Regions from separate parts of the Homo sapiens genome. Here region 1 is linked to region 2. A link is a contact called in ENCODE Hi-C or POLR2A ChIA-PET data. All regions are on one chromosome and are shown on one strand. Each heading gives the region's core, a stretch centred on a gene start or an enhancer-like site at or near the end of the contact. The rest is flanking DNA. Distances are from core to core; before and after follow the strand shown.

Region 1 (6,597 bases), core at 2,155-4,654, 210 kb before region 2:
CCTGACCTCAAGTGATCAGCCTGCCTCAGCCTCCCAAGCAGCTGGGAGGGCACCACCACACCCAGTGCACAACCACACCCGGCTAATTTTTTGTATTTTTAGTAGGGACAGCGTTTCACCATGTTGGCCAGACTGGTCTCAAACCCCTGACCTCAAGTGATCCACCCGCCTTACCCTCCCAAATTCCTGGGATTACAGGTATGAGCCACCGTGCCTGGCCTCCTGCACTCAGTTTTTCTTATATCTTCTTCTAAACCCTTCAGCATGAGCCGACACCAAACACCAACCTCTCAGATTAAACTGGGCCCTCACCACACAATGCTGAGTCCCAGCATATTGTCTAGAGACTCTCCCGAATTCATCCCCCTTCCCCCCATGGTCACAGCCACTGCAGTGGCAGCCATGCAGCAGCATCCTGCCTGATCTCCTCACACCCACTTAGGCTGTCTCTGTTCCTCCTTGAAACTGCAGCCAGCGTCCTCTTCTAAAGATGCAAATCTGACCATGAACCCTGCCTGAACCTCTTCCCTGGCTTCCTTTTTTTTTTTTTTTTAAGATGGAGTCTTGCTCTATTGCCCAGGCTGAAGTGCAGTGGCGTGATCTTGGCTCACTGCAACCTCCACCTCCCGGGCTCACCTGGCTTCCCATTTTTGTTAGAGTCAAGTCCCAAATCCTGACCACAGCCTACGAAGCCCCGTGTGATGTGGCCCCGGCCGACTTTTGGCCTCCCCCCACATCCCTGTCTTTGCCCATCAGCCTCTGGCCACGTTGGTTTTATTTGCAGTCTTTTACTATGTCAAGCTCTTCCTGCCAGAGCCTTCACACGTGCTGTTCCCTTTGCCCAAAATATTCTTCCTGCTACATGCCACCTGGCTAAGCCCAGCCTATCAATCAGCTCTCAGTGTCAATGTCGCTTTCTCAAGAAGGCTCTCTATGCTCCTCCCCTCTAGATCCGTACTCTGATACACCATTAATTAAGCAACTATCATGTGATCTGTGTGTTCCCTCTCCTTCCCCATTATCCCATTAGCTCCATGAAGACAGGAACCGAATTCGTTTTGTTCATTGATATCTCCCCACACCCAGCACAGTGCTGTCAACCCATTAAGGAACCAGTTCCATGACTGAATAAATGATGGAGAAATTAGGCAGGATGACCCAATGAAAAGCCACCTGAAACAGTGGGTGCTAAGTCCTTTCAACCAAAGATCTAAGAGTAGTTGCTGGGCTCATCTTGAAAGCAAGAGTTAGAAGCAGGGGACAATTGTTGGTTTTCAGGAGTCCCCCTTATCCACGGTTTCACTTTCCATGGTTTCAGTAACCCACGGTCAACCTGGGTCCAAAAACATAATTAAATGGAAAATTCCAGAAATAATTTATAAGTTTTAAATTACTTTTCAATAGTAGCCAATGCCACATCACCACACCTGTCATTCACCTCACTCCAACCCATCATGTAGGCATCTTATTATCTTTTTTTTTTTGAGGTGAGCTCTCACTCTGTTGCTCAGGCTGGAGTGCAGTGGCATGATCATGGCTCACTGCAGCCTCCACCTCTCAGGTGATCCTCCCACCTTAGCCTCCCAAGTAGCTAGAATTATAGCCACATGCCACCACACCCGGCTAATTTTGGTATTTTTTGTAGACACAAGGTCTCCCTATGTTGCCCAGGCTGGTCTTGAACTCCTGGGCTCGAGCGATCCTCTTACCTCGGCCTCCCAAAGTGCTAGGATTACAGATGTCAGCCACTTTGCCTGGCCTCATGTTATCATCTTACATTATCACAAGAAGAGTGAGTACAGTACTATAAGATGTTTTGAGAGAAAGGGACCACATACAAATAGCTCTTATTACAGTATATTGTTGTAACTATTCTATTATTGTTGTTGTTAATCTCTTCCTATTGTTCTTAATTTATAAATTTAACTTTATCATAGATATGCATATATGGGAAAAAACATAGCATATATAGGATTCGGTACTATCTGTGGTTTTAAGGATCCACTGAGGGTCTTGAAATGTATCCCCTTGGACAAGGGGGAACTACTGTATATCTAAGCATGATGGCCCCATACCAGTCCCAGAGCCAGGCCTGGGGAACATCAAGAGAGTCGCTTTGCCTCTGGCCTGAGCCTACCTGGAATCCTGTGGACTAGGTCTGTCTCCTCCACCCGAAGACTTTTGGGATGGAGCCAGCATTGATTTTGGAGTCAGATACATGTGGCTTTCCCACTATTTAGCTATTTGACCTTAGGCGCATTAATCAGAGCCTCCCTGAGCCTCAGATTCCATATCCTGAAATGGGAATAACAAAACCTGCCCCAGGTTGAGTTAAGGACTTAAATACCATCGGGAGCTGGTACTGCACAGAAGCGTGCAGCTCAGCACACAGTCTGGTCCAAAGTGCTGGTCCCTTTTCCTTGGCAAAACTGGCTCATGCCTTTCATTTCACTCTTTTGGAGTCCCAAGCCAGCGTGTAGGACAAGAATATAAGGGAAGGTCTGAGAGGTTGGAGGACACAGTCCACCCCAGACATGGCCCAGGCAAGGCCAGGGCGGCACCAGGAAACCCAAGCTAGTGAGAAGAGTTACTGATCTGTGCCTCTTTGAAGCAGAAGTGAGGTGGGATGGGGAGGTGGGAACAGGTTGAGCCCATTATCCAAACAGAAACGGAGAGTGGTTGCAAAGAGGGAGAGGCCGATAAGTGAAGAGGAAGGAAAGCCGAGGCGTATGGGGGGCTGGGGACAGAAACGGGAATCCAGGTTGTCGGAGGGCAGGGGCTGCAGAAGGAACACGCTGGAAGGAGGGGTGCTGGGGAAATGGGAGAGCTGGCACGGAGGCGGGCCAGGCGGTAAGGGTGGAAAGGAAGAGCAAGTTCCTGGAGAGAGGAAGGAGGGGTTGGAGGGGACGACAGTGACCTGTTGCCTGGAGAGAAGAGAGGGAAAGCGAGGGAAGGGAGGGCAGAAGCTGTCACCTTGGGTCCTGCTAGAGGGCAAGTGAACGGGGCTCGCCCGGGAGTGGAAGGCTGACGGAGGCCTGGGTTGGGGTGGGGGGCCCCGGCCCGGCTGTACCTGCTGCTCCCCGCGGAGCTCTCCCACGTAGTACTGCTCCAGCCAGCGGCGCGCGTTGGCCGAGTGCCTGTGCGGCGGCCCGTCCAGGTCGGCGCTGATGTCCTGGCCCGCCCTGGCCCGCAGCAGCTGCTCGCCCCCCGGGTGGTGCCGCACGAAGCTGGAGAGGTCGTAGAGGCGGGCCCCGCGGCGGACCCAGCACGCGCCGGCCGCCAGGCGCCGCTGGACCTCGGAGGGCGAGAAGGAGGCGGCGGGGGGCGGAGCGGGGGCCATGGCCGGAGACCGCAGCTCCCAGCGCGCAGCCCGGCGTCTGCTCTGCTGCCACCCTGAGCGCCTCTAACATCCCGGGAGCCCCGCGGCCGTTCCGGGCGGGCCGCCACCGCACCTGCTCATTTGCATACCGCGCTCCCATTGGCCGGCCGGGAGCCCCGGCAGAGCCGCGAGGGGCGGGCCCGGCGCCGGGAGCTGCGCGCCAGGTGGCCGCGGACAGGGAGTGCCGCGCCCGCCAGGTGTGTCCCGCGCGGGAGGAGGGTGGGCGGACACAGGCGGAGCGAGTCTCCCCGTCGCGGGTGGTTGTCTGGGCGGACATCCTCGGTGGCCTGATCGCTGCTGGAATAACTTCAACTGCTTCCACGGAGGAGCTGGCCGCATGGGACCCTCTGGCTCCAGGAGGTGCCCGAGAGAGCGAGAGGCGAATGAGGTGCTCGCCTCGGGTGCAAATATTTGTTTGTTTTTAAAATTTCAGTAGCTTTTGGGGTACCAGTGGTTTTTGGTTACATGGAGGAATTGTATAGTGGTAAGTCCTGAGATTTTAGTCCACCTGTCCCCCGAGTAGTGTACATTATACCCAATGTGTAGGGTTTTGTGTGTGTGTGTGTGTTACACCCCCTCCCATTCTCCCTATTGTCCATTATATCACTCTGTATGCCTTTGCGTCCTCATAGCTTAGTTCCTACTTATGAGTGAGAACATACAGTGTTTGGTTTTCCATTCCTGAATCACTTTCACTTAGAATAATGGCCTCCAGCTCCATGCAAGTTGCTGCAAAAGACTTCATTTCGTTCCTTTTTATGGCTGAGTAGTATTCTATCGTGTATATCAACTACATTTTCTTTATCCACTCATTGGTTGATGGTTATTTAAGTTGGTTCCATATCTTTTCGATTGTGAATTGGGCTGCAAAAAACAAACATTCGTGTGCAAGTGTCTTTTTCATATAATGACTCTTTTCCTTTGGGTAGATACCCAGTGGTGGGATTGCTGGACCGAATGGTGAATCTACTTTTTCTCTCCTCCCCTCCCCTCCCCTCCCCTTCCCTTCCTTTCCCTTCCCTTCCCGTGACAAGGTCTCACTCTGTCACCCAGGCTGGAGAGTAGTGGTGCGATCTTGGTTCACTGCAGCCTCGACCTCCCGGGCTCAAGCAATCCTCTTACCTCAGCCTCCCAAGTAGCTGGCACTACAGGCATGCACCACTACGCCTGGCTAATTTTTGTATTTTTTGTAGAGACGAGGTTTCACCATGCTGCCCAGGATGGTCTCAAACTCCTGGGCTCAAGCGATTTGCCTGCCATGGCCTCCCATAGTGCACTTTTTTTTTTTTTTTTTGAGACAGAGTCTCACTCTGTTGCCCAGGCTGAAGTGCAGTGGCACAATCTCAGCTCACTGCTACCTCCGCCTCCCGGGTTCAAGCGATTCTCCTGCCTCAGCCTCCAGAGTAGCTATGACTATAGGCGCGTGCCACCACGCCCGGCTAATTTTTTTGTATTTTTAGTAGAGACGGGGTTTCACCATGTTGGCCAGGTTGGTCTCGAACTCCTGGCCTCTAGTGATCCTCCCGCCGCAGCCTCCCAAAATGCTGGGATTACAGGCGTGAGCCACCGCGCCCAGCCCCAAAGTGTACTTTTAGTTTGTTAAAGAATCTCTGTACTGTTTTCCAAACAAGTTGTACTAATTTACATTCCCACCAGCAGTGCATAGCATAAGCATCCCCCTTTCACTACATACACGCAGACATCTACTGTTTCTTGACTTTTTAATAATGTTCGAGGGCAAAATTTAATGGGGCACCCCAAAACTCAGTCATCACTATATCTAATACCTGAACGTAATATTTAAAAAATTATATTGTTGGCTGGGTGCGGTAACTCACACCTGTAATCCCAGCACTTTGGGAGGCCGAGGTGGGCGAATCACGAGGTCAAGAGATCGAGACCATCTTGGCCAACATAGTGAAACCCCATCTCTACTAAAAATACAAAAATTAGCTGGCTGTGGAGGCACGCATCTGTAGTCCTAGCTACTTGGGAGGCTGAGGCAGGGGAATCGCTTGAATCTGGGAGTTGGAGGTTGCAGTGAGCCGAGAACGCCCCACCACACTCCAGCCTGGCGAGAAAGAGAGACTCTGTCTCAAAAAAAAAATTATTTTGTTGCACAATGTGAATGTTCTTAATGCCACTGAACTGTACACTGAAAATGGTTGGAATGGTAAATTTATATTATGTATATTTTACCGCAATACAAAATATTTAAGAATGTTTTAAAAAATCACATTGTCAAAAGACAGGGGTGAGGGGTGGGGTTGGGGGCGTGGCATTGGCCACCTGTTTTTGTAAATAAAGTTTTATTGGAACCAGGGCCAGGGATTCCTGAGACAGGGATGTGAAAGTGCAGGGTTAGCTCCTGTTTTTATTTAAAATTTTGATATTTTGTCCATCATGGATTTTTTTGCATTAATCTTGAAGTTTTACAATACTGCATTAAAATATTATTTATCTTGGTTACTTTTTTTTGTTTGTTTTTTGGCATGCCTGTAGATTTTGCTCTCAGGGTTAGTGCCTCACTCCCTCACTCTAATCCTGGGCCCTGGGGAAGGACCTGAGGGGAGAACAGAGAACACTGTCTCCATTACAGAAGGGGAAGTAGGGGCCTACAGGAGTAAAGGCTGGGGGTGATGCTGTGTGGAAAGGAGGACTGAATTTGTTCATCACAGTTTTGTTTAGAACAGGAAAAACTTGGTTGGACATGGTGGCTCATGCCTGTAATCCCAACCCTTTGGGAGGCCAAGGCAGGAGGATCGCTTGAGCCCAGGAGTTCAAGACCAGCCTGGGCAACAAAGCAATACCTCGTCTCTACAAAAAAATTTTTTTTTTAAATTGAGGCCAGGCCGGGCGCGGTGGCTCATGCCTGTAGTCCCAGCACTTTGGGAGGCCGAGGTGGGCGGATCACCTGAGGTCGGGAGTTTGAGACCAGCCTGACCAACATGGAGAAACTCTATCTCTACTAAAAATAAAAAATTAGCCAGGCATGGTGGTGCCTGCCTGTAATCTCAGCTACTCAGGAAGGCTGAGGCAGGAGAATCATTTGAACCCGGGAGGCAGAGGTTGCAGTGAGATTGTGCCATTGCACTCCAGCCTGGGCAACAAGAGCGAAACTCTGTCTCAAAAAAAAAAAAAAAAAAAATTGAGGCCAGGTGCGGTGGCTCACACCTGTAATCCTAGCACTTTGGGAGGCCAAGGCAGGCAGATCCCCT
Region 2 (6,459 bases), core at 822-3,321:
GAAAAGAATGGCCAGGCACAGTCGCTCACACCTGTAATCCCAATATTTTGGGAGGCCAAAGTGGGAGAATCGCCTGAGGCCAGGGGTTCAAGACCAGCCTGGGCAACACAAAGAGACTCTGTCTCTACAAAAAATAATAGGCCAGGTGTAGTGGCTCACACCTGTAATCCCAGCACTTTAGGAGGCCAAGGCAGATGGATCACTTGAGGCCAGGAGTTCAAGACCAGCCTGGCCAACAGAGCGAAACCCCGTCTCTACAAAAAATACAAAACTTAGCCAGGCATGGTGGCACGTGCCTGTAATCCCAGCTACTCGGGAGGCTGAGGCACAAGAATCGTTTGAACCTGGGAGGCAGAGGTTGCAGTGAACCAAGATCATGCCACTACACTACAGTCTGGGTCATAGAGTGAGACTCTGTCTCAAAAAAAAAGGTAAATAAATTTAAAATTGAAGAGAATCACCAAGACACTGTCCTAGGTGCTGGGGAAGAGGGGATGTATATGACCGGTTCAGAGCTACCCACTATGAGTAAAGTAGTCCAATGAGCTAAACAAGGGCTCTGGGGTAGGATCCAGCATCCAAATCCCAATGCTGTGTGTGCCACACATCCTCAACATACAACCACATAAAATCTTCACTCGAGGCTGTGCTCAGTGAATCACACCTGTAATCCCAACACTTTGGGACGCTGAGGCAGGGGGTTCGCTTGAGCCCAGGAGTTCCATACCAGCCTGGACAACATAGGGAGACCCCGTCTCTACAAAAAAAAATGAAAAATTTAGTCGGGCGTGTTGGCATGCGCCTGTAGTCTCAGCTACTGGGGAGGCTGAGGTGGGAGGATAGCTTGAGCCCAGGAGGTCGAAGCTGAACTGAGCGGTGATTCACGCCTCTGCACTCAAGCCTGGGTGACAGAGCCAGACCCTGTCTCAAATGAAGTAAAATAGGCCAGGCACGGTGGCCCACGCCTGTAATCCCAGCACTTTGGGAGGCTGAGGTGGGTGGATCACCTGAGGTCAGGAGTTCAAGACCAGCCTGACCAACAAGGTGAAACCCCGTCTCTACTAAAAATACAAAAATTAGCCGGGCGTGGTGGTGCGCACCTGTAATCCCAGCTACTTGGGAGGCTGAGGCAGGAGAATTGCTTGAATCCCGGAGGCGGAGGTTGCAGTGAGCCAAGATGGCACCACTGCACTCCAGCCTGGGCAACAGAGTGACTCTCCATCTCAAAAAAAATAAATTAAATTAAATTAAATAGAAAATTAAAAAATAAAATCTTTAAGCCAATCTTGTAAGTACGACCATCTCCCTTCTACAGGTGAGAAAACTGACGTGTACGGAGTGATGACAGGGTAGGGGCTGCGGGATTCGAACTCGGGCAACACGTGCAGTGTCACTCCTATCCACTACACGGTATTTTCCAGTATGATGGCATTAAGAACCACTTAACCGCGTAGACGCTGCAACAGGCACTTTGCAAACAGTGTTTCATCGAATTCACCCCAACAGGGTTACGTCCACGCAGCTGAGACTTAGAAAAGTCCCGCGACTTGCCTTAAGTCGCCACACGCGGCTAGGGCCTCGGGAAGCCGTCACGCCCTCGCTCCGTACCCTGATTGTGGGAAGCCTCCCCTCAGCACTCACGATGCGCAGTCTCTGCCTCAGTGTCACAAGGCGGACCCCACTCCCCTACCCGCGTAGGGAGCCCCGAAACTCCGTCCATGCTCGCCCCGATTGCCCCCGATGGTCGTCTTCCCTCCCCCGACGGGGCCTAAGAGGTCGGCTAAGCCCCGCCCACCTCCTCAGTACGGGGCCTAGGGTCTCCCCGTAGCCCCCCGGGACGGAAGCAGCCGCGTGGGGGAGGGGAAGCGGGGAGGACGCATGCCCAGAGGGCTCCACTCGGCCTCTAGCTCACCTGGGAGTCACGGAACTCTACAACCACGTTTTCGCTGCTCCATCGCGCCGCCATCTCCCCCGCCCGGCCGCCGCGGCCCCAGGACGGCGCCCTCCCACCCCGCCGTCCCCAGTATCCCGGGACCGTGCGCCCCACACAGCCAGAGAATCAGCCCCGACACGCCCCGTGCCCTGGTTGCTCCTGAGCTCAAGCCATTGGTTGACCCAAGCATAGGCTCCGCCCCTTCTTCCTGGGTCCTCCAATTGCTACACCGCGCCTGCAACAAACAGGCACGCCCTCGCTCACTTCCGTCACTTGGTTTGAGTCACCCACGCTCCTCGCGATTGCGGGCACACCCCCTGCCGCGAGCTCTGCCGGGAGTTGTAGTCCAAGCTCGAGCAAGCGTGGGTGACCTGGGAAGGGCTCGCAGGTTTGGGTTTGGGTGAGGTGAGGTGCCTGTTGTCCTGACTAGCTCCTCGCTGGAGTCCCCAGCATTCGTCCAGACCCAGTCTCAAATCAAAATCAACGTTCGGGGCGGGTGCGGTGACTCACGCCTGTAATCCTAGCGCTTTGGGAGGCCGAAGTCAGGAGTTCGAGACCAGCCTAAACAACATAGTGAAACCCCGTCTCTACTAAAAATACAAAAATTAGCCGGGTGGCGGGCGCCTGTAATCCCAGCTACTTGGGAGGCTGGGGCAGGAGAATCGCTTGAACCCGGGAGGCGGAGATTGCAGTGAGCCGAGATCACGCCATTATACTCCAGCCTGGGTGACAAGAGCGAGACTCCGTCTCGGAAAAAAAAAGAAAAAAGAAAAATCAAAGCTCGTGCAAACCGAAGATACCTCTTCTCCTGATGCCTATCCCATCGAGATATTTAAAAGTCTGAATGTGCAATTTATTGTTTCATACAATACAGCAGCGCCTCCCGTAACAATGAAGGTAGACTTAAATGTGAGAATCCAGCTGTTTTCTTGATCTGTAGTCCAATGCTCTACCTGTGAGCTATACCCCCTCCTGCAATCCAGCTGCTTTCTTTCCTTTTCTTTTTTTTTTTTTTTTTTTTTTTTTGAGACAGAGTCTTGCTCAGTCGCCCAGGCTGGAGTGCAGTGGCGCGATCTCGGCTCACTGCAAGATCCGCCTCCTGGCTTCACGCCATTCTCTTGACTCAGCCTCCGGAGTAGCTGGGACTACAGGCGCCCGCCACTACGCCCGGCTAATTTTTTTGTATTTTTAGTAGAGACGGGGTTTCACCGTTTTAGCCAGGATGGTCTCGATCTTCTGACCTCGTGATCTGCCCGTCTCGGCCTCCCAAAGTGCTGGGATTACAGGCGTGAGCCACCGCGCCCGGCCGCTGTTTTCTGATAAACCAAACATTAAAACAGATTTGCCAGAATTTTTTGTTGTTTTTTTTTTTTTTTGAAAATATTGTTCTTTTTCATTTTAAAATGTATTCATGTGAAGGGCCTTAATGTTTAAATGAAATAATGAATATATTTTTTAAATTCTGTATACTACATATAAAAGTTTTTGGGGGCCGGACGCAGTGGCTCATGCCTGTAATCCCAGCACTTTGGGAGGCTGACGTGGACGGATGGCTTGAGCCCAGAAGGAGGCTGCAGTAAGCTAGGATCACATTACTGTACTCCAGCCTGGGCGACAGAGCAAGACCTTGTCAAAAAAAAAAAAAAAGTTTTTTTGGGATTTTCAGTAATTTTTAACAGCAGTGTAAAGGGATTCCAAGATCAAAAAGTTTGAGAACCACTGTACTAACATGGTGGGTGGTGATTAAGTTTCCTTTTCAGTCCCACACTCTTAAATGTTGATTTAACTGGTTTAGCTTCAGTTTCCCTATAGAAGGGAAAAATGGCTTACCTCATTGGATTGTTGTAAGGAACTAAGCACAGGGCCTGGGATGTAGAAAAGCTCAACTATAAACTATTAATTCAGTTCTAGAAGCCAGGAAATCAATAAAAATAAAATAAAATAAACTGTTATTGTTGTTGTTAATATTATCACTATTTGTATGTGCAAGTCATTGTATGAATAGAGGTAAGAAAGTGTGGTCTCTTCCCTCCTGGAGTATTGGCTATAAGGGGGAAGACAGACTTGTTGACAGATTACGGTGACTAACTTGTTGCCTGGACCGTTTCATGTTTTATTTTTATTTTTTTGGAGAAAGGGTCTCGTTCTGTCACTGAGGCTGGAGTGCAGTGGTGTGAGCATAGCTCACCACAGCCTCCAACTCCTGGGCCCAAGCAATCCTCCTGCCTCAGCCTCCCAAGTAACTGGGACTACAGGCATGTGCTACTATGCCCAGCTATTTTTTTTTTTTTTTTTTTTTACTTTTTGTAGAGATGGTCTCGTTGTGTTGCCCAGGGTGGTTTCAAAGTAGTGGCTTCAAGCAAGTGATCCTCCGGCCTCAGCCTCTGGATTAGCTGGGACCATAGGTGTGAGCCACCATGCCTGATCCCTTTTCATATTCTAGCACTGCATCACCAAAAAGTCTTGCATCCCAAGAAACCCATAAGTTCCAGGCAAACTGGGACAACTGGTTACTCTACAACAGGAATGTGCTTGGCAGAATGACTTGTATATTATAATAGATTTGCAAGCAATATGGCAGGAGAGAAAAGCCTAAATAGGCGACCCGAAATGGCATCTTGAAATCTTGAAGAATATGACATCTGAGCTTTGTTTTGTTTTGTTTTGTTTTGTTTTGTTTTGTTTTGAGACGGAGTCTCCTTCTGTCGCCCAGGCTGGAGTGCAGTGGTGGGTGGATCACTGCAAGATCCGCCTCCCGGGTTCACGCCATTCTCCTGCCTCAGCTCCCAAGTAGCTGGGACTACAGGCGCACGCTGCCACATCCGGCTAATTTTTTGTATTTTTAGTAGAGATGGGGTTTTACCGTGTTAGCCAGGATGGTCTTGATCTCCTGACCTCGTGATCTGCCCACCTCGGCCTCCCAAAGTGCTGGGATTACAGGCGTGAGCCACTGCATCCGGCCCGACATCTGAGCTTTTCAGTATAATGTTAAGATATTGATACAGTACACTATGAAAAAAAAAAAAACACTTCACCATTAAGAGTGTGAGCAAAGGCTGGACGTGTTTGCTCACACCTGTTATTTGACAGAATCATTTAAGTCCAGGAGTTCGAGACCAGCCTGGACAACATGGCAAGACCCCATCTCTAAAAAAAAAAAAATTAAAATTAGCCAGGCGTGGTGGCATGCATCTGTAGTCCCAACTACATGGGAAGGTGAGGTGAGAGGACTGCTTGAGTCTGGGAGGTTGAGGCTGCAAAAAGCTATGATCGCGCCACTGTGCTCCAGCCTGGGTGACAGAACAAAACCCTGTCTCTAAAAAAAAATTAAAATTAAAGTCATTTCATTCCTGACTGGCTACCTCATCCATTATCTTCATGTTTCTCGAATTTGTGATACAAAGAACAACGTATAGCCAATCAGTAGCTTATGTTATTTTGAGGTAAATTCTTAGTAAAGACTTTAGGAACTGCCCCTTCTTTTTCTTTAGAAACCCACCGTAGGCCAGGTGCGGTGGCTCACGCCTGTAATCCAGCACTTTGGGAGGCCAAGGAGGGCGGATCACGAGGTCAGGAGATCAAGACCATCCTGGCTAACATGGTGAAACCCCGTCTCTACTAAAAATACAAAAAATTAGCCGGGCGTGGTGGCGGGCGCCTGTAGTCCCAGCTACTAGGGAGGCTGAGGCAGGAGAATGGCGTGAACCCAGGAGGCGGAGCTTGCAGTGAGCCGAGATGGCACCACTGCACTCCAGCCTGGGCGACACAGAGAAACTCCGTCTCAAAAAAAAATAAATACATACATACATAAAATTAAAAAATTAAAAAATTAGCCAGGCATGGTGGCAGGCGCCTGTAATCCCAGCTACTCAGGAGGCTGAGGCCGGGAGAATCGCTTGAACCCGGGAGACGGAGTTTGCAGTGAGCGGAGATAGGGTCACTGCTCTCCAGCCTGGGCAACAGAGTGAGAATCTGTCTCAAAAAAAAAAAAAGAAAGCCCTGCTTAGGCGTTTGAGTTTTACTTTGGACATACATACAAATAGAGACATAGCTCTTCTAAAGCTCTCTGTCTTTGTGTACATAGCTTGTTAATTTGCTTCCCACCAAAATGAGTGGGATCTAAGATCATCGTGCCTGAGCATTTCTGCAACCCTCCCCCACTCCCACCTCTTTAGTTCATATTTATCTAGTTCTCAAAATCTGCCTGTCATGGTTCATAGGCAAAGATAGTACTTTGGCTTTCAAGTCCTTGGTGCACTCTGTTCTCCCAATGTTTTTTTTTTCTTAAGTAGGAAAAAGGTTCAGCAGAATTTTGGGGAGAGGGAGCAGGAGAACCTTTCCAATTGCCTCCTCGGATCCTGCTTTGGAGTCTCCCACCCATATGTCATGACACTGTCATGAAGTAGTGGGGACTCTGCCAGGTGCAGTGGCTCACGCCTGTAATCCCAACACTTTAGGAGGCCAAGGCGGGCGGATTACCTGAGGTCAGGAGTTTGAGACCAGCCTGGCCAACATGGAGAAACCCC

What was found. A loop is a pair of places that touch in the nucleus more often than their neighbours do. ChIA-PET counts read pairs that join two places held with the same protein, here RNA polymerase II (POLR2A). Pooled maps may share reads with other maps.
Region 1: a loop to region 2 is called in a pooled map, with 5 times the contacts of the local background. The contact joins the promoter of FA2H here to the promoter of WDR59 in region 2. A Hi-C loop is called at or near these places in 4 of 37 single-sample maps with no recorded cell type and 8 of 50 pooled maps. POLR2A ChIA-PET finds 5 or more read pairs at or near these places in 4 of 52 experiments (IMR-90, PC-9, WTC11 and 1 more).

Annotation. Positions count from the first base shown.
Region 1 is chr16:74,771,416-74,778,012 of GRCh38, forward strand. FA2H (fatty acid 2-hydroxylase) reads right to left here and starts at 3,405. Exons shown (of 7, transcript NM_024306.5): 1 at 3,071-3,405. The coding sequence starts at 3,340. RefSeq lists an enhancer at 462-751 and silencers at 3,042-3,091, 3,132-3,501, 3,512-3,641, 3,652-3,711.
Region 2 is chr16:74,983,052-74,989,510 of GRCh38, forward strand. It overlaps WDR59 (WD repeat domain 59), which reads right to left and starts at 2,072. Exons shown (of 26, transcript NM_030581.4): 1 at 1,913-2,072. The coding sequence starts at 1,966. RefSeq lists silencers at 1,818-2,127, 3,163-3,363 and an enhancer at 2,458-2,517.